Regions from separate parts of the Homo sapiens genome. Here region 2 is linked to region 1. A link is a loop called in an ENCODE intact Hi-C map of the cell type or tissue named here. Cell type or tissue: CD4-positive, alpha-beta T cell. All regions are shown on one strand. Links, peaks and the distances in the headings refer to the core of each region. The heading gives the core; the rest is flanking DNA. Region 1 holds the start of ZNF852 (zinc finger protein 852). Region 2 holds the start of TMEM42 (transmembrane protein 42).

The links. A loop is a pair of places that touch in the nucleus more often than their neighbours do. Peaks named below come from ENCODE experiments on the same cell type or tissue, not always from the same donor. Only the 100,000 strongest peaks of a DNase experiment are listed, where the experiment ranks them.
Region 2: it touches region 1 in a loop (5-fold over the local background); 10 of 110 quality-filtered maps call a loop at or near these places.

The regions. Positions count from the first base shown.
Region 1 is chr3:44,503,487-44,515,437 of GRCh38, forward strand. It overlaps ZNF852 (zinc finger protein 852), which reads right to left and starts at 7,131. Exons shown (of 4, transcript NM_001423469.1): 1 at 7,067-7,131. RefSeq lists enhancers at 6,514-7,290, 7,291-8,067, 7,526-7,585 and silencers at 6,896-7,055, 7,066-7,125, 7,256-7,305. In CD4-positive, alpha-beta T cell, for the core only: no CTCF peak of the experiment used is centred there; DNase peaks (open chromatin) are centred at 6,745, 7,155 and 7,615; H3K4me3 peaks cover 2,079 bases; H3K27ac peaks cover 1,172 bases.
Region 2 is chr3:44,855,215-44,867,165 of GRCh38, forward strand. It overlaps TMEM42 (transmembrane protein 42), which reads left to right and starts at 6,698. Exons shown (of 3, transcript NM_144638.3): 1 at 6,698-6,902; 2 at 8,983-9,129; 3 at 9,826-10,450. The coding sequence starts at 6,711. The coding sequence ends at 9,966. It overlaps MIR564 (microRNA 564), which reads left to right and starts at 6,674; the gene lies at 6,674-6,767. It also overlaps a transcript of KIF15 not described here. RefSeq lists an enhancer at 6,158-6,747 and silencers at 6,778-6,827, 7,158-7,207. In CD4-positive, alpha-beta T cell, for the core only: no CTCF peak of the experiment used is centred there; a DNase peak (open chromatin) is centred at 6,647; H3K4me3 peaks cover 1,784 bases; H3K27ac peaks cover 1,017 bases.

The DNA of each region.
Region 1 (11,951 bases), core at 4,347-9,346:
ACTGCTCTCACAGTTCTTACTTCTCTCCTAGACCCCTACCACATGCCTCCTGTTGCCTATGGGACATTGCACTTGGGTGTCCTGCAACACCTCAAGTTCAGTGTCTAAAATGCATGTTCTTACTACCTTCCTCTCTGGATTTCCCAAGTTATGTCAATGAATTCACACACTGGCCAAAACATTTTAATTCCTCTCTTTTCTTCAAACACAAGTCCCATGGATACTCCCAAAACTTATCTACAGGTTCAACACAATCCCTATCAGATTCCCAGGGGGCATCTTTTTAGAAGTCGAAAGTTGATCCTAAAATTTATGTGGAAACTCAAGAGAACCATACAGTCACAATTCTTCTTGAAAAAGAGGAATAAAGTTGAAGGACTCAAACTTCTCAATTTCAAAACTTCCTACAGAACAACAGTCTTCAATTTATTGTATTCCTGTCATAAGAATAGACATACAGTTCAATGGATTAGAATTAAGAGTCCAGAAATAAACTATATATCTTTAGTCATTATTTTACAATGGTGCCAAGATCATTCAAAGTGGAAAGAATGATCTTTTCAATGAATGGTGCTGAGACAACTGGATATGCACCTGCAAAATAATGAAGATGGTGCTCTACCTCACTCCATCTATAAAAATAACTTCTAAAAAATCAAAGACCTACATATAAGAACTAAAACTTGCTGGGTGCAGTGGCTCATGCCTGTAATCCCAGCACTCTGGAAGGCCGAGGTGGGTGAATCACCTGTGGTCAGGAATTTGAGACCAGCCTGGCCAACATGGCAAAGCCCCGTCTCTATTAAAAATAGAAAAAATTAGCTGGGCATGGTGGTGGGCTCTTGTAATCCCAGCTACTTGGGAGGCTGAAGCAGGAAAATTGCTTGAATGTGGGAGGCAGAGATTGCAGTGAGCCGAGATCGCGCCATTGAACTCCAGCCTGGGTAAGAAAGCGAGACTCTAAGTCCAAAAAAAAAAAAAAAAAAAAAAAAAAAAAGAACTAAAACTCTAAAACTCTTACAAGAAACCTGTGTAGAAGTCTTTGTGACTTATACCTTTATGACAACGGATTTGTAAACACCAAAATCATATTAAAACAAGGAAAAAATAATAAAAAATAAATAAATTGGACTTTACCAAAAGGAAAACCTCTTGTGCATAAAAGAAAAGAAGAAGAAAGTGAAAAGCCATCCACAGACTGGAAGAAAACACTGGCAAATCATGTATCTGATAAAGACTTGTATCTGGAATATATAAATAATATATTTATATTCTTTAATATATATATATTCTTTATATAGAGAGAATATATATTTATATTCTTTATATATTACAACTCAATAATAAAAAGAAAAAAATAACAAATTTTAAAATAGGGCCAGGGCACAGTGGTTCACGCCTATAATCCCAGCACTTTGGGAGGCTGAGGCAGGCAGATCACCTGAGGTCAGGAGTTTGAGACCAGCCAGGCCAACATGGCGAAACCTCGTCTCTACTAAAAATACAAAAATTAGCTGGGCATGGTGGCAGGCACCTGTAATCCCAGCTACTCAGGAGGCTGAGGCAGTAGAATTATTTGAACCCAGGAGGCAGAGGTTGCAGGGAGCTGAGATTGCGCCACTACACTCCAGCCTGAGTGACAGAATGAGACTCCATCTCAAAAATAAAAATGAAAATGGCCAAAGGGTCTGAATTGACATTTCTCCAAAGAAAATATTAAAATGTCTAATAAGTACACAGGATAGTCATCAGGGAATGCAGATTAACCGAACAATAAGATAGTACTTCACACCCAGTAAGGTGGCTAGAACAAAAATCCGATAATAACAAGCAATCATGGGAGGCCAAGGTGAGTGGATTGCTTGAGTCCAGGAGTTCAAGGCCAGCCTGGGCAACATGGCAAAATCCTCTCTCTACAAAAAATACAAAAAATTAACTGGGCCTGGTGGCATGCACCTGTGGTCCCAGCTACCCAGGAGGCTGATGTGGGAAGATGGCCTGGGCCTGGAAGGTCGAGGCTACAGTAAGCCAAGATCACACCACTGCATTCCAGCCTGGGGGACAGAGCAAGACTCTGTCTCAAAAAAATAAATAAAAAATCAGTGAGAATGTGGAGATATTGAAACTTTATCCACTGCTGGTGGAAATGTAAATTGATGCATACACTTATGAAAACAGTCTGACAGTTCCTCACGAAGTTAAACATACATTTACTAATTGACCTAGCAATTCTACTCCTATATATATATACACCCAAGATAAAAGAAAATAGATGTCCATACAAAAACTCATACACAAATGTTCATAGCAGCATTACACATAATAGTAAAAAGGAAGAAACAATCCAAGTATTCATCCAGCTTTTCATATTTATTGGCATAAAGCTATTTACAGTATTGGTATTCTCTTAAAATTAAATAACTATATCTTCTTTTTGTGCACACTCTTAACAATCCAGGAATAGAGACATCCTTAAACTGACATGCAGAATAGACGAAAGAAATCTCCAACAGACGTGACACTAAATGGTAAAGACATAAAAACCTTTGCAATTAAAAATAGGAACAAACATTGTAATCCTAGACAATGTAATTAGACCAGAAAAAAAAATGCAGAAAATAGACAAGAAAGATGCAAAGCAAATATACGCATGAATGATATGAAACATCACCTAAAAAATTAAACAGAATGAACCAAAAAAACAGAACGTCATAAGACATTCAGGAGATTGAATATATAATCAATATATACTCAATAACTTTCCAACACAATAGCAACCAATCAGAAAATGAATTAAAACAATAGCAACAAAAATATAAAGTACTCAGAAATAAAGCCAATAAAAAATGTACAAGACCTTAGTGGATAAATAGAAAACTCTGCCTAAAGACATAACAGATATAAATACATTTTGTATGGGAAAACACTCCTTCAAGATGTCAGTTTTTTCTAAATTAACATGCAAAGTCAACAAAATCCCAGCCAACTACAATGTAATTTTTCATAGAGCTTGATAAGCATACTCTAAAATTCAAATGAATGAGAAAAATAATAGTTAAGAAAACTTTTTAGATGTGGAAAGTTTTGTTCTACCAGACAATAAGGCTTAATATAAAGCTGTAGTACTTGAAACAGCATATATTACTGAAGAAATATAAATATGCAAACTGTAGATAAAAGGAAAAGTACAGAATCCTGACACAGGCTTATACACATATGTAAGTTTTGTTTTTTTGTTTCTATGGAGACGGAGTCTTGCCGTGTTGCCCAGTCTGGAGTGCAGTGGTGCAATCTCTGCTCACTGCAACCTCCGTCTCCTGGATTCAAGTGATTCTCCAGCCTCAGCCTTCCAAGTAGCTGGGATTACAGGCATGCACCACCATGCCCAGCCAATTTTATAAGTTTGATGCATGACAGAGATAGTGTCACCACAGTGTTACCTAAAAAAAAAAAATGAGGTTCATTCACCTGGCGAGTAACAAACGACTGTTTGTGAGAATGCAAGTTTAGATCAATAGGAGTTTTATTACTTGGTGTAAGTAAGGAGGACACTGGGAGTATTTTCCAAAGCAGCATCTCTCCAAGGGAAAGTAATAGGAGAATTTTATGGAGCAATGGAGAGGCGAGAGGCTACATCATCCCATGTATAGGAGGGGTCCCAGTGGTACAGACGCAGTGAGTCATTATGCCAGCACATAAGTCATGTGTTATGGTAATGAAGCTATAGCTACTCCCCGGGTGGAGACTTTAGCATGGTAATGAGAAAAGTTCACTCAGGTTCATCTATAAGTTGCTGGGGTCTGTCAGGAGCTGGGGTTTTTTTTTGTTTTTGTTTTTGTTTTTTTGAGAGAGAGTCTCACTCTGTCGCCCAGGCTGGAGTGCAGTGGCGCAATCTCGGCTCACTGCAAGCTCTGCCTCCCAGGTTCACACTATTCTCCTGCCTCAGCCTCCTGAGTAGCTGAGACTACAGGCGCCTGCCACCACGCCCGGCTAATTTTTTTGTATTTTTAGTAGAGACAGGGTTTCACCGTGTTAGCAAGGATGGTCTCAATCTCCTGACCTTGTGATCCACCCGCCTCAGCCTCCCAAAGTGCTGGGATTACAGGTGTGAGCCACCACGCCCGGCCTGGGGCTGGTTTTAACTAACTAGGTGACTGCAATCCACACAGGGTTTAGGAAGAAACAGGCTGCAGGGCAGAAGGCTGTAAAACTGGCTGACTGCTCAAGTTGATTAAATTCCTATGATCCCTGGAGGCCCTCTCTGTCTACTTATAGCAGCAAGACCTTCTTTTAAAAAGAGCCCCAGAACCTGTAAAATTAACCTGTGCCAGCAGCTGTGCTTGCTTAGAGAGAAAAAGGCTAAATATCAGTAACCACAAAGGAGAACTTAGCTCAGCAGTGCTACCCAGGCCTGAATCCTTGCTTCATTACCATATTAAAATCTCCACCTAGAAGGGAGAAATACACTTGCTAGGCACATATAGTGCTGGGTACAAAAGAAACAATGAGACTGGCCAGGCGCGGTGGCTCACGTCTGTAATCCCAGCACTTTGGGAGGCCAAGGCGGGTGGATCACCTGAGGTCAGGAGTTCAAGACCCTCCTGACCAACATGGAGAAACCCCGTCTCTATTAAAAATACTAAATTAGCCAGGCATGTGGTACATGCCTGTAATCCCAGCTATTTGGGGGGCTGAGACAGGAGAACTGCTTGAACCTGGGAGGCGGAGGTTGCGGTGAGCCAAGATCAAGCCATTGCACTCCAGCCTGGGCAACAAGAGCAAAACTCCATCGCAAAAGAAAAAAAAAGAAAGAAAGAAAGAAAAAAGAATGAGACTGAGCACACTCCAGTTCTTCCCATAGGGCCCCACCTCTTTCCAGGATCTCTGCCCCACTACATGCCCTAAGAGACCTTAAAAATCCCTCTTCACCACACCCAGAGGAGGGTACTTTGAGCATGAGCTTTTCCTTCTCCATTCCTTCATCAACAAATAAAGTTTCTGCACTGCTTAACGAAACTTGGTCTCATTTTATTGGCATGAACACCACCAGGCAGGTAAAGGACCCACTGAAGTCAAACGACTTCCCTTGAGAGTTGGTAACAGTAGCATTACAAGTCAGTGGGAAAAATTAAACTAGTCAATGAATTGTGTTGGGACAATTGGCTAGGCAAATAAAAATAGTAAGTAAAATCACACAAAAAATAAAGAAACTTAAAAAACAAAGCTAAAAGGCTGGGTGCGGTGGCTCACGCCTGTAATCCCAGCTCTTTGGGAGGCCAAGGTGGGTGGATCACAAGGTCAGGAGTTCAAGACCAACCTAACCAAGATGGTGAAATCCCATCTCTACTTTAAAAAAAAAAAAAGCCAGATGTGGTGGCAGGCGCCTGTAATCTCAGATACTCGGGAGGCTGAGGCAGAGAATTGCTTGAACCCAGGAGGCAGAGGCTGCAGTGATCCAAGATTGTGCCACTGCACTCCAGCCTGGGTGACACAGAGTGAGACTCTGTCTCAAAAAAAAAAAAGAAAAAAACCATAAAGACTCTAAGAACCCTGGTGTAACCAAGAATTTCTTAAGACAACAAAATGAAAAGAGTGAATATATTTGAATACATCAATATGAAAAAAATCTCTGTCCAAAAGAAAAGCAAAAGAAAAAAACACCAAACACAAACCACTAATAGATGTGGAAATGTAATAGCCAACAGGAAGGATAGTTTGAAAGTCCACAGTAAAACTAAAAAGACATATTCCTTACGCTACAGGAATTTAACTTGTAAGAATCTGCCCTGAAAAACACTTGCACGGGTATTCAGACATTTACACAGGTATTTACTAAAATATTCTCTGTAATAACATAATACTGGATTTAACCTACTTGTCCATCAATATGGCTAAATAAAAGTAGCATTTTTATAGGATGAAATACCATACAGCACCTAAAAGGAACATACTAGATCCTTATGCATCACCATGACTGTTCCACTATTCACCAGGTGGCCAGGCTGTGCTGCCAAGATTAAAAGGCCATCCAAGGAAGGGATAGCACATGATTTGAGGTCGCTGAGGACAGATACCAACCACATCAGGCCCCAAGAGGTACAGCGTATACTTACAGCAAAAGGAGAAACAGGGAACAAGATCCAGCCTCCTGCAATGCAAAGAGCCCCCACACCCAGCAGATCCACTCCACAGCTATAGGGCTGGTGTGATGCACACACCCCACTTAGTAAGGAAGAAAGATCTCAATCCACCCTCCCCACTCCTATGGGGTGTGAAATACAGAAGGCTGAGAGAATGAATGAAGGCCACTGACTTAAGAGATTAAACACAACAAAGGAGTACACATGAAGCCTGAAACACTGAAAGACACAAGGCATTAAATGCAGCAGCACAGGCTGTGAGGGCTCTAACTCTGCAAGGAAATGTTCCAGGCTCAAGGTCACTCTTACATTCTTAACTTGGCAATGGGCTATTTAAAAAAAAAAAAAAGACATTAAAAACTGTCAATTCTTCTTGTCTCCCAGTTTAGATATTCCTTCTTTCATTAATTTAACAAACACCTTCTAGGAGCACCTACTATTTCCCATACACTAAGGTAACAGCAGTTAATAAAGCAAACAGAAAGCACTGCCCTGGCAAGGGGCTTATGGGAAGATAACCAATAAACAAATACATGCTATGTTAGACGGCGACAGGTGCCAGGAAGTGAAATAAGACAAGAAAAAGGGAGAAGTCTATGCCAGATGTTTTCAATGTCAGGAGACCTGGAGACTAAGATTTCCGGACGGTGGCTACTTTCACTTTTCTTCCACTTATCTAATTGTCTCTAATAAGTACGCTTTATTCGCATAATTGGGTGAAAAGATAAAGCCAGAAGAAACCGGGAATTTTCCAGATTCTCTGCCCCAGACGCCCGGGGGGCGAAGAGGTATGCCCTCGGCGCGGCCGGGCGGGATCCACGGCCAGACCCCCGCCCCGGGTGCAGCCTCCAGGCCCGGCCTCACCTGCCACTCTCGCACGCACAGCCGCCCCCGCTCCGCACCCCGCGCCCCGCCGGGCCGCTCACCGACTCCGCCGCCGAGAGACAATCATCCAAACGCCGCCACCGCAGCCGACCGCCCCGCGCCTACCTCCCAGCTTCCCCAGTTGCGCACGCGCGTCGCCTCCCCGGGCCCTCTGCGGCCTCTCTAGGAAACTGGGAGGGCCAACATCTCTGCTTCTCCCTGGGCCCAGGGCCGCTGGCGGCGGGCGGCGGGCGGCGGGCGGCGGGCGGCGGGCGGCGGGCGGCGGGGCTTGTCCAGCATCCTTCGCCTCCTTCCGCGGACACTTGTCTTCCACGCTCTGATGCCCAGGCGCGCTCCAGAACTCTATCGGCTTTGGCGTATTATCCTACATCCCTCCCATCGGTTCTGCACGGCTGCCCTGGAGGCCTCTTTTCCTTCAGGGAAGAAAGGGATCCAAAGCTAGCGGTGAAAATAGAGCCAGCGGCCTGGCGCGGTGGCTCACGCCTGTAATCCCAGAACTTTGGGAAGCCGAGGTGGGCGGATCACGAGGTCAGGAGATCGGTGGCTAACACGGTGAAACCCCGTGTCTACTAAAAATAAAAAAAAAGTAGCTGGGTGTGGTGGCGCGGCGCCTGTAATCGCAGCTACTTCGGCGGCTGAGGCAGGAGAATCGTTTGAACCTGGGAGGCGGAGGTTGCAGTGAGCCGAGATCGTGCCACTGCACTCCAGCCTGGGAGACAGAGCCAGACTCCGTCTCAAAAAACAAACAAACAAAAAAATAGGGCCAGCACATCCCCAAACATAAAACCCTTGAATGGAGAAATTCCCAAACAAGGCAATAAGCCCAGCACTGGCCGTGAGAGTTTATTATCCCCTTTTAAGTAAATGCTACAAGCCCTAGGCGCACTTTTGCAACTGTTCAAGGGTCATCAGGCTGCACATGACTGACCAAGACACTCAGTTGCCCACTTTGGATGGAGCTACAGCTTTGTGGGAAAAACAGATAATAGAAATTACACAAATACATCAATGTCAAGTGGTTACGAACACTGTTGAAATGTAACAGAGTTATTTAATTGACAGCGACTGATGATAATGCTTGTATTTTTTCTGGTACTTTTCTGTATACTTCCGGTAGCTCATAACACACTGGCTGCCATGCATTGATTTGAGTTGCCCAAGGAAATAGAGTCAGTAACTGGAATAGCCACTGAATCCAAATCTTTTGGTCTTTTCACTACTGTGCTTCATAAAAGCTCTCCCGTCCCACGTCCCTGTAGAGGGAGAGTTGGGGATAGCATGGCTCCTAGCTGAGATCCCAGAAGCTAGGGGTAGAAGGTTGTGGGCAGGATAGTGAGGAGGGCAAGATTCCAAGGAAAACTAAAATCCCTGCCCAGGAACGGTTACCACCTGGGAAAGCAGGAATGACCCAACGCATCAAGGCCCAGAGTGTACTCAAAGAACAACAGGTTAGGATGAGGGTCAAAACTCAGACCAGAAAGAGCATTAGCTGAGCTTGGTGGTGCACGCCTGTAGTCCTAGCTACTGTGGAGGCAGAGGCGGAAGGATCGCTTGGGCCGGGGAGGTCGAGGCTGCAGTGAGCTATGATTGGGGCAGTGTACTCCAGCTTGGGCGACAGAGCGAGACCCAAGGAAGGAAGGGAGGAAGGGAGGGAGGGAAGTGAGAAAGAGAGAAAAGGAATGAAAGAGAGAAGGAAGAAAGAGAGAGAACGAGAAAGAGCAGGCTGCTTCTTGGGCTACAACCTGGAGAGGCTGTGTAACATTATGAGTTGGAGAAGCAGGTACAAAATAGTAAAAACTTCTATAAAGTAGACTAACAGCATGTGGCAGAACAGTGGGTTTTTAAAGGTGGGAACAAGAGAACCAAACAATAGCAAAAATAGATTGATTAACATCAGGTTACTTTTCTTTTAAGGATTAAAGCAGAGGGGGCCTTCCTTATGCTGACTGGGGTTAACTGGGCCCTTTCTGAATGGTTGCTATGAATCTCCTGTTTGCAGGAAAAACTGGTCTGTTAGGGGATTCACATACTTCTATAAAATTTCAGTTTGATTATGTGGCATTTAGCATTAGGAATTCCTTCATTTATTTATTTATTTATTTTGAGACGGAGCCTCCCTCTGTCACCCAGGCTGGAGGGCAGTGGTGTGATCTCGGCTCACTGCAACCTCCGCCTCCCCTCCTGGGTTCAAGTGATTCTCCTGCCTCAGCCACCCAGTAATTGGGACCACAGACACAGGCCACCATCCCCAGCTAATTTTTGCATTTTTAGTAGAGCCAGGATTTGTCATGTCTGCCAGGCTGATCTCGAACTCCTGACCTCAGGTGATCTGCCCACCTCGGCCTCCCACAAGTGCTAGGATTACAGGTGTGAGCCACAGCGCCCAGCCTTATTTATAATTATTTATTTATTTATTTATTTTGAGATGGAGTCTCACTCTGTCACCCAGGCTGTAGTGCAGTGGCGCGATCTTGGCTCACTGCAGCCTCCGCCTCCCGGGTTCAAGCGATTCTCCTGCCTCAGCCTCCTGAGTAGCAGGGATTACAGGCATGTGCCACCATGCCTGGCTAATTTTTGTATTTTTAGTAGAGATGGGGTTTCACCATCTTGACCAGGCTTGTGTTGAACTCCTGACCTCAGGTGATCCGCCTGCCTCTGCCTCCCGAAGTGCTGGGATTACAAGATGAGCCACTGTGCCCGGCTTATTTATTTATTTTTGAGACAAAGTCTGGCTCTATCGCCCAGGCAGGAGTGCAGTGAGTGGTAGGATCTCAGCTCACTGCAACCTCCACCTGCTGGGCTCAGGCCATCATCCCACCTCAGCCTCCTGAGTAGCTGGGACTACAGGCGCACACCACCACACCCGGATAAGTTTTTTTTTTTTTTTTTTGGTAGAGATGGGGTTTTGCCATGTTGCCCAGGCTGGTCTTGAACTCTTGACCTCAGGTGATCCACCTGCCTAGGACTCCCAAAGTGCTGGGATTACAGGAGTGAGCCATGGCGCCCAGCCACTGGTTGTTAATCTTTTAAATATCATCCCTGAGAAGAAAAGAGACCTAGGTAACAGAACTGAAACAGTTCTGTCTGTGAACTGGAAGGAAGTCGTTGAGGAGGTCAATTTCTTTCCCTTCCTGCAGCCCCTCCTCATAGGTAGAAGGAGACAAGGTGGAAAAACAGCTCCTTTAGCCCCTCCCCCAATCACCCAATTAACCCTTTAGTTGCTGGACCATATGAACGATTCAGGATTGGCCTTGCTGTCAGAAAGATGAGGTGGATTGACAAGGTGGGGACAGCTGGTGTCAGAGGGCCATGGGGTTAAGGGCCTCTTTTATTCTCAACAAGCCTATGTCATTGTTCTCTGAGTGGGTTGGAGATGAATGGGTTGCTTGCTAAAAGGAGAGCTGGATGTGTCCTGTGCTTATGATCTCCCACATGGCCTGGCTCTGGTTACCTTAATGTCAAGACCAGCAGAAAATAGTTTGTCTTGTATGGCCTGGCCGCTAGGATGTTAGTGGAGGAAGTGGGTGCAGAGAAGCAGGGAGATACAGAAACCATAGTTGTTCTGTTGGGGTGTTAGAGTGTAACAAGTTGGATGCAGACTTATAAAAGGCAAGATGAAAGCACTAGGGGAGTTGTTAGTAGGAAGATGTGTACCATTGAGTATCCAGTTGACACTTTATGTATAGTCATCAATCAGCGGACGGTGGCAGAGAACAGTTAAATACAGAGTCAGAATGCCTCAACTGTTCCTTCCAAATCAGGAGACAGACTGCAGACAATAGACAGAAATCAAATGGCTGGGTAGTCACAGGGGTGAGGCATCTCCCTGCTGAACACCATGACTGGTGTAAACGAGGGACTCCTGTGAAGTGTGCGCATAGTATCTGCTGCCATCATGTGAAGGATATGGGTCAGTGATGAGGTCTGGGGCAACCCATCTGAGGTTTGTCTGGGATCTGGAGGAAATGTTACAATTCATCAGGCCTTCCAGCCTTGGCCATGACCAACATGCAGGTTTCGTGACTGGCAAACATGGGTGTAATTCCTGACATGAGGAGTAGTGAGTGCATAAAGACTGACATTAGGATCCTCCCAAGAAGGAAGGTTGTAAATTCAGGTGGAATGGTGGTCTGGATGGAGTACCGGGGCTAACGTGACCTTTATAACCCATGGAGGAATGACATTGTGTTTTTCAAATACAGTTGACCCTTGAACAACATGGATTTGAATGGCCTGGGTCAACTTATACATGAATTTTCTTCTGCCTCTGCCACCTCTGAGACAGCAAGACCAGCCCCTACTCTTTATCTTCCTCCTCAACCTACTCAATGTGAAGACAGTGAGGATGAAGGCTTATATGATGATCCACTTCCCCTTAATAAATAGTAAATATATTTTCTCTTCCTTATGACTTTTTTTTTTTTAAGACAGGATCTTGCTCTGTCACCCAGGCTAGAGTGCAGTGGCGCAATCATAGTTCACTTCAGCCTCACCTTCCCTAGCTCAAGCAATCCTTCCATCTCAGCCTTTGGAGTAGCCAGGGCCGCAAGTGTACACCACCACACATGCCTAATTTGCAAAATTTTTGTAGGAATGGGATCTCTTCATATTGCCCAGGCTGCTCTCGAACTCCTGGGCTCAAGTCATCCTCCCACCTTGGCCTCCCAAAGTGCTGGGATTACAGGTGTGAGAAGATTTTTTTTTTTAATTGAGATAGGATCTCACTCTGTTGCTGAGGCTGTGGCATGATCACAGCTCACTGCAGCCTCAAACTCCTGGGCTCAAGGGTTCCTCTTGTCTCAACCTCCCAAGTAGCTAGGACCACAGGTGCATGCCACCATGCCCAGCTAATTTTTTTAAAAATTTTTTGTAGAGATGGAGTCTCACTATGTTGCCAAGGCTGGTCTTGAACTCCAGTCCTCATAC
Region 2 (11,951 bases), core at 4,690-9,689, 350 kb after region 1:
ATCTCACAAAGTACATTCTCAAGGGTGGGGAGAATTACAAAGAAACTTCTTAAAGGTGGAGGAGATTACAAAGAACCTTAAGGGTGGGGGAGATTACAAAGTACATTGATCAGTTAGGGTAGGGCAGAAACAAATCACAATGGTGGAATGTCATCAATTAAGGCTATTTTCACTTCTTTTGTGGATCTTCAGTTGCTCAGGCCATCTGGATATATATGTGCAGGTCACAGGAAATATGATGGCTTAGCTTGGGCTCAGAGGCCTGACGTTCCTGTCTTCTTATATTAATAAGAAAAGCAAAACAAAATAGTGATGAAGTGTTGGAGTGGCGAAAAATTTTGGGGGTGGTATAGAGAGATAATGGGCAATGTTTCTCAGGGCTGCTTCAAGTGGGCTTAGGGGCGGCGTGGGAACCTACAGTGGGAGAGATTCAATTGAAGAAAGATTTTGGGGTGAGGGGTGATATTGTGGGGTTGTTAGAAGGAGGATTTGTCGTATAGAATTATTGGTGATGGCCTGGATGTGGTTTTGTATGAATTGAGAAACTAAAGACACAAGGTCCAAATAAGAGAAGGAGAAAAACAGATATTAAAGGACTAAGAATTGGGAGGACGCAGGACATCCAATTAGAGAGCATCCAAGGGGATTTAGTGTAATTGATTGGTTGGTTGGTGAGTTTTTGGGCTCTATTTTTGAGAGTTCTTTTTTTTTAAGTTGAGGCTGAGCTTGGTGAGGTGTGTTTTTAAAAGACCATTAGTCCGTTCTACCTTTCCTGAAGATTGAGGATGGTAAGGGGTATGAAGGTTTCACTGAATACCAAGAGCCTGAGAAACTGCTTGGGTGATTTGACTAATAAAGGCCGGTCCGTTATCGGACTGTATAGAGGTGGGAAGCCCAAACCCAGGAATTATGGCGGACAAAAGGGAAGAAATGACTGTGATGGCCTTCTCAGACCCTGTGGGAAAGGTGTCTACCCATCCAGTGAAAGTGTCTACCCAGACCAAGAGGTATTTTAGTTTCCTGACTCGGGGCATGTGAGTAAAGTCAATTTGCCAGTCCTGGGCAGGGGCAAATCCCCAAACTTGATGTGTAGGGAAGGGAGGGGGCCTGAACAATCCCTGCGGAGTAGCAGAATAGCAGATGGAACACTGAGAAGTGATTTCTTTGAGGACAGATTTCCACGATGGAAAGGAAATGAGAGGTTCTAAGAGGCGGGTTAGCGGCTTGTAACCTACATGGAAGAGGTTATGAAATGACGATAGAATAGAATGGGCCTGTGAGGCTGGAAGGAGATATTTTTCTTGGTCCAAGAACCATTTGCCTTGTGTGGGGAGAGACTGACAGGTGGAAGTTTCAGTGGGAAAGTAGGTGGGAGTGACTGATGAGACGGAGAAAAACTGGCCATGAGGGACAGAAGTTGGAAGGCTAGGTGCTTCTTTAGCTACCTTATCAGCATAAGCATTGCCCTGAGCGATAGGATCTGATGCCTTTTGGTGGCCCTTGCAGTGTATGACTCCAGCTTCCTTTGGAAGTAAAGCGGCCTTGAGAAGAGTTTTTATTAAGGAGGCCTTAATGATGGAGGACCCTTGCGTAGTGAGGAAACCTCTTTCTGCCCATATAACAGCATGGTGGTGCAGGATATGGAAGGCATAGAGTCAGTATAAATACTGACACGTAGTCCTTTTGCAAGAGTGAGGGCCTGAGTTAAGGCAGTGAGTTCGGCTTGCTGAGAGGTAGTGGAGGAGGGCAGAGCGGTAGCCTCAATGATAGATGTGGAAGATACTACAGCATAGCCTGTTTTGCTGGTGAGTGGCAATTAGGCCTGGTGGAACTGCCATCAGTAAACCAAGTGTGATCAGGATGAGGAACAGGAAAGAAGGAAATATAGGGAAATGGAGTGAATGTCAGGTGGATCAGAGAGATACAGTCATGGGGGTCTAGTTTGGTATCCAGAATAATGTGGGAGGCCGGACTGAAGTCCGGGCCAGAAAAATGGTAACTGTGGGAGACTCAACAAAGAGTGAGGATAGCTGAAGGAGTCGGGAAGCAGAAAGTATATGCATCAAGTGGGAGGAAGAAAATAGATTTTGGAAATTATGAGAACTGTAGAAAGTGAGTTGAGCATAGTTTGTGATTTTTAGGGCCTCTAAAAGTATTAGGGCAGCAGCAGCCGCTGCACGGAGACATAATGGCCAGCCTAAAACAGTAAGGTCAAGTTGTTTGGACAAAAAGGCTATGGGGCGCGGTCCTGGTCCTTGTGTAAGAATTCCGACTGCACAGCCCTGCACTTTGGCTGTGTGTAATGAAAAGGGTTGGGATGAGTCACAGAGAGCTAGTGCAGGAGCAGTCTCTAAAGCTGTCTTCAAGGAACGGAAAGAGGAGTGGGGAAAAGATTTAGGATCTATAGGGTCGGCTAGATTTCCTTTTGTGAGTTTATTTAACGGTTTTGTTAGGATGGCAAAACCAGGTATCCAAAGTCGAAAGTATCCAACCATGTCCAGGAAGGAAAGGAGTTGTTGTTTTGTAGAAGGGGTTGGGGTTTGAGAGATCAGTCAGACATGATCGGCAGAGAGAGCACGTATGTTTTTATGAAGAATTATGCCGAGGTAGGTAACGGATGGAGAAGAAATTGAGCTTTGGAGGGGGATACCCAATATCCCTTGGAGAATAAATGTTGAAGGAGCAGGAGGGTGTCCTGTTGAGAAGATTCAAAGGAGGGGCTACAAAGTAGAAGGTCATCAATATATTGAATAAGGTGAGAAGCAGAAGGGTGGAAAGAAAGTAAATCAAGAGAAAGAGCTTGGCTGAAGTAATGAGTGCTGTCCCTGAAGCCTTGCGGCAGTACAGCCCAGGTAAGCTGCTGGGACTGATGGGTGTCAGGGTCAGTCCAGGTAAAAGCAGAGGCTGGGACGAGGGGTGTAGGGGAATAGTGAAAAAAGCATCTTTAAGATCAAGAATGGAATAGTGAGTTGTGGAGGAAGGTATTGAGGACTAAAGAGTGTACAGGTTGGGCACTACAGGGTGGATAGGCAAAATAATTTGGTTGATAAGGCGCAGATCCTGAACTAACCTGTAAGACTTGTCCGGTTTTTGAATAGGTAAAATGGGAGAATTGTAAGGAGAGTTTATAGGTTTTAGAAGCCCATGCTGTAGCAGGCGAGTGATAACAGGCTTTAATCCCCTTAAAGCCTGTTGTGGGATGGGATACTGGCATTGAGCAGGGTAAGGGTGATTAGGTTTTAATGGGATAGTAATGCGCGTGTGATGGGTTGCCAGGGAGGGAGTGGAGGTGTCCCATACTTGTGGGTTAAGGTGGGGGGGATACGAGAGGAAGACACAAAGGAGGCTTTCGGTTGGGAAGAAGGGTGGCAATGAGATGTGGCTGTAGTCCAGGAATAATCAGGGAAGCAGATAATTTGGTTAAATATTTCAGCCTAATAAGGGAACTGGGCAAGTGGGGATAACTAAAAAGGAGTGCATTAAAGAACGTTGTCCAAGTTGGCACCAGAGTTGGGGAGTTTTAAGAGGTTTAGAAGCCTAGCCGTCAATACCCACAACAGTTATGGAGGCAAGGGAAACAGGCCCTTGAAAAGAAGATAATGTGGAGTTGGTAGCCTCTGTATTGATTAAGAAGGGGATGGACTTATCCTCCACTGTAAAAGTTACCCGAAGCTCGGTGTCCGTGACGGTCCAGGGGGCCTCCAAGGCGATCGGGCAGCATCAGTCTTCAGCTGCTAAGCTGAGAAGATATGGGAAGGAGTCAGTCAGAGAGCCCCGGGCCAGAGTTCCAGGGGCTCTGGGAGTGGCTGCAGGGCAAGCTGGACAGTCTGATTTCCAGTGGGGTCCCGCACAGTTGGGACACGGCTTAGGAGGAATCCCAGGGCTGTGGGCATTTCTTGGCCCAGTGGCCAGATTTATGGCACTTTAAGCAAGCTCCTGTGGGAGGCGGTCCTGGAGGAAAGCCTGGCCACTGCGGTTCAGACGTTTTGAAGTTCTTGTGTGCTGGAGATGTGGCTGGGGTTTCTCTCACAGTGGAGGCAACTAATTGCAACTCAGAAAAACATTGCTACTTGGCTGCCTTTACTCTATTATTGTACACCTTGAAGGCGAGGTTAATTAGGTCCTGTTGTGGGTTTTGAGGGCTGGAATCTAATTTTTGGAGCTGGCGGCTTGGGTGCGGTGGCTCATGTCCGTAATCCCAGCACTTTGGGAGGCCAAGGTGGGTGGATCACTTGGGCCCAGGGGTTCAAGACCAGCCTGGGCCACATGTCAAAATCCTGTCTATACAAAAAATACAAAAATTAGCCAGGCATGATGCACCCATAGTCCCTGCTACTCAGGAAGCTGAAGTGGGAGAATCACTTGAGCCCAGCAGGTTGAGGCTGCAGTGAGCTATGATCCACCACTGTACTCCAGCCTGGCAGACAGAGCAGGACCCTGTCTCAAAAAATACATATATATATAATCTGGGCTTGATGGTACCTGCCTGTAGTCTTAGTTACTCAGGAGGCTGAGCTGAGAGGATGGCTTCAGCCTGGGAGCTCAAGGCTGAAGTGAGCCATGATTACACCATTGCACTCTAGCCTGGGTGACAGAGAGACTCTGTCTCCCTCTAAAAACAAACAAAATTCAGTCTAGCTCTAGACCTAATGAGAATCTTCATCTTAGCAAGATCCCTAGGTGATGTGTGTACACAGGAGTTTCTTAGAGGCAGAAATCACTTCCCAGCAGTGTCTGAGGATGGCATCACTTCAGCCATCATCACCAGGGCTGGGGACCTGGAGATTAACAACGATGTAGTCCCTGCCCTCAAGGAGCTTGCAGGCTAGCAGAGAAACAGACAACCAGAGGAACAACCACAGGACTGGTACAAAGGTAGGGGAGTAGCAGAGACGGCTTTACAGAGGAGGTGGCTCTGAGATGCTTAACCTTTAGTGCTAGTAGAGGCATCGTTTGTTCTAAGAAAATTTGCTTTACATTCTTTAAAGCATGCAGAGTTGATCAATGCAACACCTCTTGATTTCCTGATAAGAGCTTTCAGAGGGTATCATCTTTGAGCAGCTCCTTACTCAATGGAGTGGTGCAGTGAGACCTCTGAGCCTCAATTTCCTCATCTGCAAAATGGGACAGTTTGTACCATATTGGCGTTACTGAAATTATCCGTGTTTTTTTTTGAGACAGAGCCTTACTCTGTCACCCAGGCTGGAGGGCAGTGGTGCAATTTCGGCTCACTGCAACCTCTGCCTCCTGGGTTCAAACAATTCTCTGCCTCAGCTTCCCAAGTAGCTGGGAATACAGGTGCCCGCCACCACACCCAGCTAATTTTTTTTGTATTTTTAGTAGAGATGGAGTTTCACCATCTTGACCAATCTGGTCTTGAACTCCTGACCTCGTAATCCACCCACCTTTGGCCTCCCAAAGTGCTGGGATTACAGGCGTGAGCCACCGTGCCTGGCCTTATCCGTGCTTTTATTTGAGCCACAAAACCACCCTGTGAGAGAAGCAGCATGGTGTGGAAGGACTTCCATAAAAACTTGCTAAACAGAAGATACAAAAAGAATGCTGCTAAACAGTATGTTCAACTGTGAAATCATTTTTGTTTAAAAAATGCATATACATATTCTATAATTTTTTTAACATTTTAACTATATATAACTAAATAGACATATAGAAAAATGCTCTATTAACACTGATTTTCCTGGAGAGTGGAAATAGCACTTTATACATTTCAACACTTTATTTTCAAGGACGTGTACTTTTTAAATGGGAACATTTTATTTTTATTTTTATTTTTTGAGACGGAGTTCACTCTTGTTGGCCAGGCTGGAGTGCAATGGCATGATCTCAGCTCACCACAACCTTCACCTCCCAGGTTCAAGCGCTTCTCCTGCCTCGGCCTCCCGAGTAGCTGGGATTACAGGCATGCACCACCACGCCCGGCTAATTTTGTATTTTTAGTAGAGACGGGGTTTCTCTATGTTGGTCAGGCTGGTCTCGAACTCCCGACCTCAGGTGATCCACCCGCCTCGGCCTCCCAAAGTGCTGGGATTACAGGCATGAGCCACCACGCCCAGCCGGAAACATTCTAAACATACGTAAGTATAACAGGAGATTAGAAGTCATGTTGATTCTGCGTGGCTTGATTATGGATCATTGTCTTCCTCTCATCGCAGATCCTCATTTTTTCGGTTTTCTGTGATGCGCTTGTCCCCATATGGGGCTCTGGCGTCTTTCTGGGTCTGGAGGTCCCCAGCGCCCTCTGCCGAGGCATCTCTTGGTCCGGCGGTCCTCAGGCTGGAGGGTGGAGCGGAGAAGCCTGGTCGACGTGGATGGACTCGGTGGGCCGGCGCGGGGCCCGTTAGGCATCTTTAATAAGTTTCACCGGGAGCCGGGTGGCCGGGATGGAGACGGCTAAGCCGCGAGAAGTTTACCTTCTACCACAGCGTCCACAGTACCCGGCTTGGCCTCAGGCCTCGGGTCCCGACGTCCTCCCCAGAGCACAAACCTACTACAGGTTAGGCCGGAGGCCGCCACAGCCCAGGGTCTCTGCCACCTGGCCCGCCCCCTCCGAGGCGCCGGAGAGCGATTCCCAAGGGGCCTGCCGGAGCGTGGCGTCACAGGAGCGTCGCGTCACGTGAGGCTGCCATCCAATCGCGGCGCGCGCTCTGCCCTGCGGGCAGCGGGTGCCAGGCACGGTGTCAGCAGGCAACATGGCCGAGAGGCCGGGGCCTCCGGGCGGCGCCGTGTCCGCGACCGCGTACCCTGACACCCCCGCGGAATTCCCTCCGCACCTCCAGGCGGGTGCGATGCGGCGCCGCTTTTGGGGCGTATTCAACTGTCTGTGCGCCGGCGCGTTCGGGGCCCTGGCCGCCGCCTCCGCCAAGCTGGCCTTCGGCAGCGAGGTCGAGCCCGGGGCGCTGTTGGTGCTGCTGCTGCGGGCGGGCGGGCGGGGCGCCGCTGGGCGGAGGAGGGGCGCTGCGGGGCCCGCGGGGCTCTTGGGGTGGGGCGGGGGTGGGCGCAGGGCGCCGCCGCACCCTCGCCGGTCTGTCCCGCCGGGGCCCCGGGCCGCGGGCGGCGCTGCGGTCAGCTGGGGTGGCAGAGAGTGTTTCGCCTCTAATCACGCCAAACCCTCGTCCAGTGTAGGTGGTAAGAGACGTCGGGGACTGAGGCCTCTTCCCTTACCAGGGACCTAAAACCTTTTCTCCGGTTGGGCTAGTTCGCTCTCGGGGAAGAACTACACCTCCTACATCCACCCTCTACCTCTCATTTTAAGTCCCTTGTGCCTGAGCATTTCTCTCCACGTGACTCTTAAGGTGAGAAGCCTCTTGCCCATCCCTTTACTCCGTAATTAACGGGTGTTGTGACCAGATGACCAGTCTGCCCCACTACCAGGAAAATTGGGAGTTTGGGATACTGTAGGCATAAGAGGATACTGACAGAGACGTTCTGGATGTTTTCCTGACGCTGAGAACTCCTAAACTTGCATCCTGGCGTCTGCTAAGGTGTATCTCTGCCTCTCCCTCCCACGTCGTAGACCAGCCTCTGCTTGCTATAGGGGTTTCATTGCGTCTGCAGCCCAAGGTTAGCCTCTGACCTGGACAGTGGTCACTGATTATTTAGGGTTAAGCCTATTTAGGGCTAATCCAGTAGTAGCTGCCATGCTTCAGGTTAGTATCCCATTGGGTGTAGTTCATGGGGTAAGTGGTCGAAAGTAAAATGAATAACTTTGTATGGGCCGTGAAGTTTGTTGTCAGGAACTAGACCTTCATAACCCTTTAAGCAGGTTGCCACTGGCCCATATGCTGCTTTGTGTAAGACAAGGTTGTCCAACTCGCGGCCCAACGCAAATTTGCAAATTTAAAACATGAATTTTTTTGCGATTTATTATTTTTTTTTTAGCTCATCATATATCATTAGTGTTAGTGTATTATATGTGTGACCCAAGACAGTTCTTCCAGTGTGGCCCAGGGAAGCCAAAAAATTGAACACCCTGGTGTAAGTTATAAGCAAGCACCTTTTTCTCAAGACACTATGTGTTCAGCTGCTGAGAAACCATTACAAGTAATAAGTATATTTAGATTCCGCACCCCCCCCCCCCGCCGCCTTGTCTCCAGGCAGGTTTCTAACTCACCACCAAGCAAGGGGGACTGCATATCCTTTGTGTAGGAGGCTTCTAAAGATCTTCTCTTCTCTTGAGACTTTCTCCTTTAAAAAAAAAGAAAGAAAATACCTGCAAGTTCTCCAAGGGATGTCTGGGATCACTAAATAGTCTGAGGTGGTGTTTCCCTCAGGCAAGGCTGTGCCCTAGTTAAGAGCATGGAGGTACACTGCCTGCTTGTGAAGCCTGGTGGCTCTCACCGCTGTAGCACTTTAGGAAGGTTACTTAATGCCCCTGGCTCTTTATCTGTAAAATGAAGTTAAGGAATAAATGAGAATGCTTAAACACAGCCCAGGACCTAACACAGAGTAAAAGCTCAAGAATACCCAGAGGGGGTCAGCCTTAGTGGGCTGTAACTTGTATAGGATTTGGGGGTGGGAATACAGAGCAGACATTGCTAATTCATGCTTTGCCTGATCTCAAGAAATAAGAACTCTACCCTAGGCTTACTACCTACGGAGTAAGAACTACTTGGCCCTCTGGGACTGATCTTCAAGCACTGGTCATTGTGGGACCAATAAGGGGCCGGTGTTCAGTAGAAAATACTGGCTTTGGATTAGCATTTTGCTTCTTCCCAAGATCATATGGCCAGCAAGGTGGCCAAATGAGTATCTTCTCTGAATTTGCTTTATTTGTAAGATGGGTCTGCTGCCCACTGAGGGTTAAGTGAAGCCCTGTGCAGGAAAGCTCTGAGGCCCTCTGAGCTGTAGTGGGAGCTCAGTAGGAGCCTGGGTGCCAGCAACCACAGTCCTGGGTGTGCTTTGAGGGGGTCTGCAGGTTGCTGCCCAGGGTGGACGTGGCTGCAGTGACACTTTCTCCTGCAGGTGAGCATGGGTTTATGCGTCTTAGGCATTATTGTGATGGCGAGCACCAATTCTCTGATGTGGACCTTCTTTAGCCGGGGCCTCAGTTTCTCCATGTCTTCAGCCATTGCATCTGTCACAGTGACTTTTTCAAATATCCTCAGCTCGGTGAGTAGCCTGAGGGTGTGGTGCTCTTGTCCTAAATCTGGGTTCTGGGTGAGTTGTCTTTGGATAACCCCTCCTTTCCCAGACAGGAGAAAGGACAGGAACTGAAGCAGAGGTTGGGCTGTGGCTTGACCCCTGGATGAGTGCTCTATTCATGGAGCAAATGTAATTCTAATCATGGAAGAATTCTTAAGTTAGATATGAGTGAAGCCTGACAGTAAAAAGCCTACTTGCTTGCTGTTCCTCCAGGGTGGAGCCCTCATTCTGAAGTCACTGTGCATCCTAGCTGTTTCCTAGGGTTCTGTGTACTCAAGGCTCCATGGCATTTAGAGGGTTGGGATTCCCAGAAACTTTTCTGCCCTGTGTAGTCTGAGGTTGACAAGATGGAGCTGAGCGTAGTCAATCTTGAGTTGAGGGAGAAACAAATACCATGTACCTGCTGTGTCTACCTGCTGGCATCTGCTGGGTCTTTCTTGTGTACTTTGCTGAGGTCCAGTGCAGTGAGGGAGGTAGCCTCTCCACTCATGCAGGGGAGATTGAATAGAGTGACTTGATGAAGGTGACAGCTAGGTTTCAAGCCCAAGGCTTCTGGCTCCAGACCTTTCCTCCTGGCACCCTTAGAAGGAAGTCAGTCCCAGGAGAGTGAGGTTGTGCCCACCTGCTGAAGTTGAGTCCCTCACAGCTATCTTTGTCTCGCAGGCCTTCCTGGGCTATGTGCTGTATGGAGAGTGCCAGGAGGTCTTGTGGTGGGGAGGAGTGTTCCTTATTCTCTGCGGACTCACCCTAATCCACAGGAAGCTCCCACCCACCTGGAAGCCCCTTCCACACAAGCAGCAGTAGCACCACTTGGCTAGACGGACCAGCTGGAAAGATCATGATGGTGGCCCAGCCTTGGGATGTCATGTGGGACTGTATCCTAGGGCGATCCAGTTGTGCAGCCTTCTGACCATCAGCCAAGGGAAGCAGGCCTCTGATGGAGCAGGCTCTGGCTCTGTAAGGAGAGGTGCAGCTGCAGCAGTGTTCTACCGGAAGTGTTTTGATCATCTGTACAGTGCTTTGGATTCTTCCTCCCAGGCCTACCCCAGTGAGCCTTCGCAGATGCTGGAGATCCTGGGGTTGGTCTGCTTTGTGTATGGTACTTGAAACCACGCTGTAATTATTGTCCTGTTGCCAAACAAAAGCCAGTCATGTAACTCTAGAAGCAGTGACTGGTGGGGCTTTCTGACAGTTCCATGCTGATGTATCAGGCCATCTGTGTCATGCTTATGTATTATGGCAAGAAGAGGAAAACTGGATTAATAAATACGTTTTTTGTAAGTTAAAACTACCAGGTACGGTATCTTAATTCTTTCCTTCCCTTTGGAGTAAGAGGGAGCCAGAGTGAGCTGAAATCCCAATGTGGAGGAGGCAGGAGAGTGAGGCAGGTACAGAAGCCTTGTGGCTTCGGTTGCTCTGACACCTGCTAGAGCTTGATCTTGTGGTTACTTCCTGAGGTCACACAGGCTAAGGCTCTTTGAACTGCACAGGGTCTGTTCATTCTCCTGGTGCTCTCAAGGAGAAAAGTTTGACCTCCCTTTGGAGACCTTGTTTTACTTGGGAAAGAAAGTGGTTCAGAGGTCCCTCCATTCCCTGCCACTCTGTTCCTCTAGCGTTTACCTTTAGGGCTCTTCTGTCATTTGCTTTTCTTTCTCAGATTCCCCTTTGGTTTTTTTTTGTTTTTTGTTTTTTTGTTTTTTTGGGTTTTTTTTTTTTGAGACAGTCTCGCTCTGTCACCCAGGCTGGAGTGCAGTGGCGCAATCTCAGCTCACGGCAAGCTCTGCCTCCCGGGTTCGCGCCATTCTCCTGCCTCAGCTTCCCGAGTAGCTGGGACTACAGGCACCCGCCACCATGCCCAGCTAATTTTTTTTATTTTTAGTAGAGATGGGGTTTCACCATGTTATCCAGGATAGTCTCGATCTCCTGACCTCGTGATCTGCCCGCCTCAGCCTCCCAAAGTGCTGGGATTACAGGCGTGAGCCACTGCACCTGGCCCCCTTGTTCTTTTTGTATCTTAGACCATGTGAATGTAATTCCTAGTTCAAAGTGGGCTGTGTGCTGCCTGCACACTTTCCCAGCACAGAGCCTGAAGCCCGGCACTTACCTGCCTCACTTCTCCCCTGGGGTGTCCGAGGGCCCTCTCAGCTCTCCTGAGTCTGATCTCTGGCCCCAAGTCTTCTTCATACATTTCCTGCAGTTGAGAGGGACCTGGTAGCCAGGAGGCTAGGAGAGCGAAGGGTCTTGTCCAGACCCTCCTCCTCGCCCATGTAGCACCTTCATTGCTCTCCTCCCTTACTGTGGTCAGCACAATTGACAGAATGAGCTTACTAAAACCATTCCACGGCTCCTTCTGATGGGGATCTGGCCCTAGCCCACCACTCCAACAAGAGTTCTCTTCCGCAATGACTCCTTAGTACCCATCTCCCTCATGCTAGCCCCACCATGCTGAGTCCCCCCAGACATCTGCAGGTCAGCCATTCTCAAATCCACCATGTCCAGTCCTGCCAACATGTTTTGTACTTGCTCTTACCCTTGCCTTGGGTTCCCTTTACCTTCACCTCTCGCTGGCAAACTCCTGCTCTTCAAAACCCTTGAGCTCCCATGGGGGCCAGGACAAAGCTGTAATTCACAGAATGTTAATCATTTAGCTCCACTTTGACACATTGCCTCCCAGCCAACCCGTGAGGGAGTTACTCTTGTTCCTGTATTAGAGGTGAGGAAACTAAGGCTTGGGGAAGTGGAATAATTTGCCTGACATCACACAGCTGAGGAGTGCCAGAACCACAATG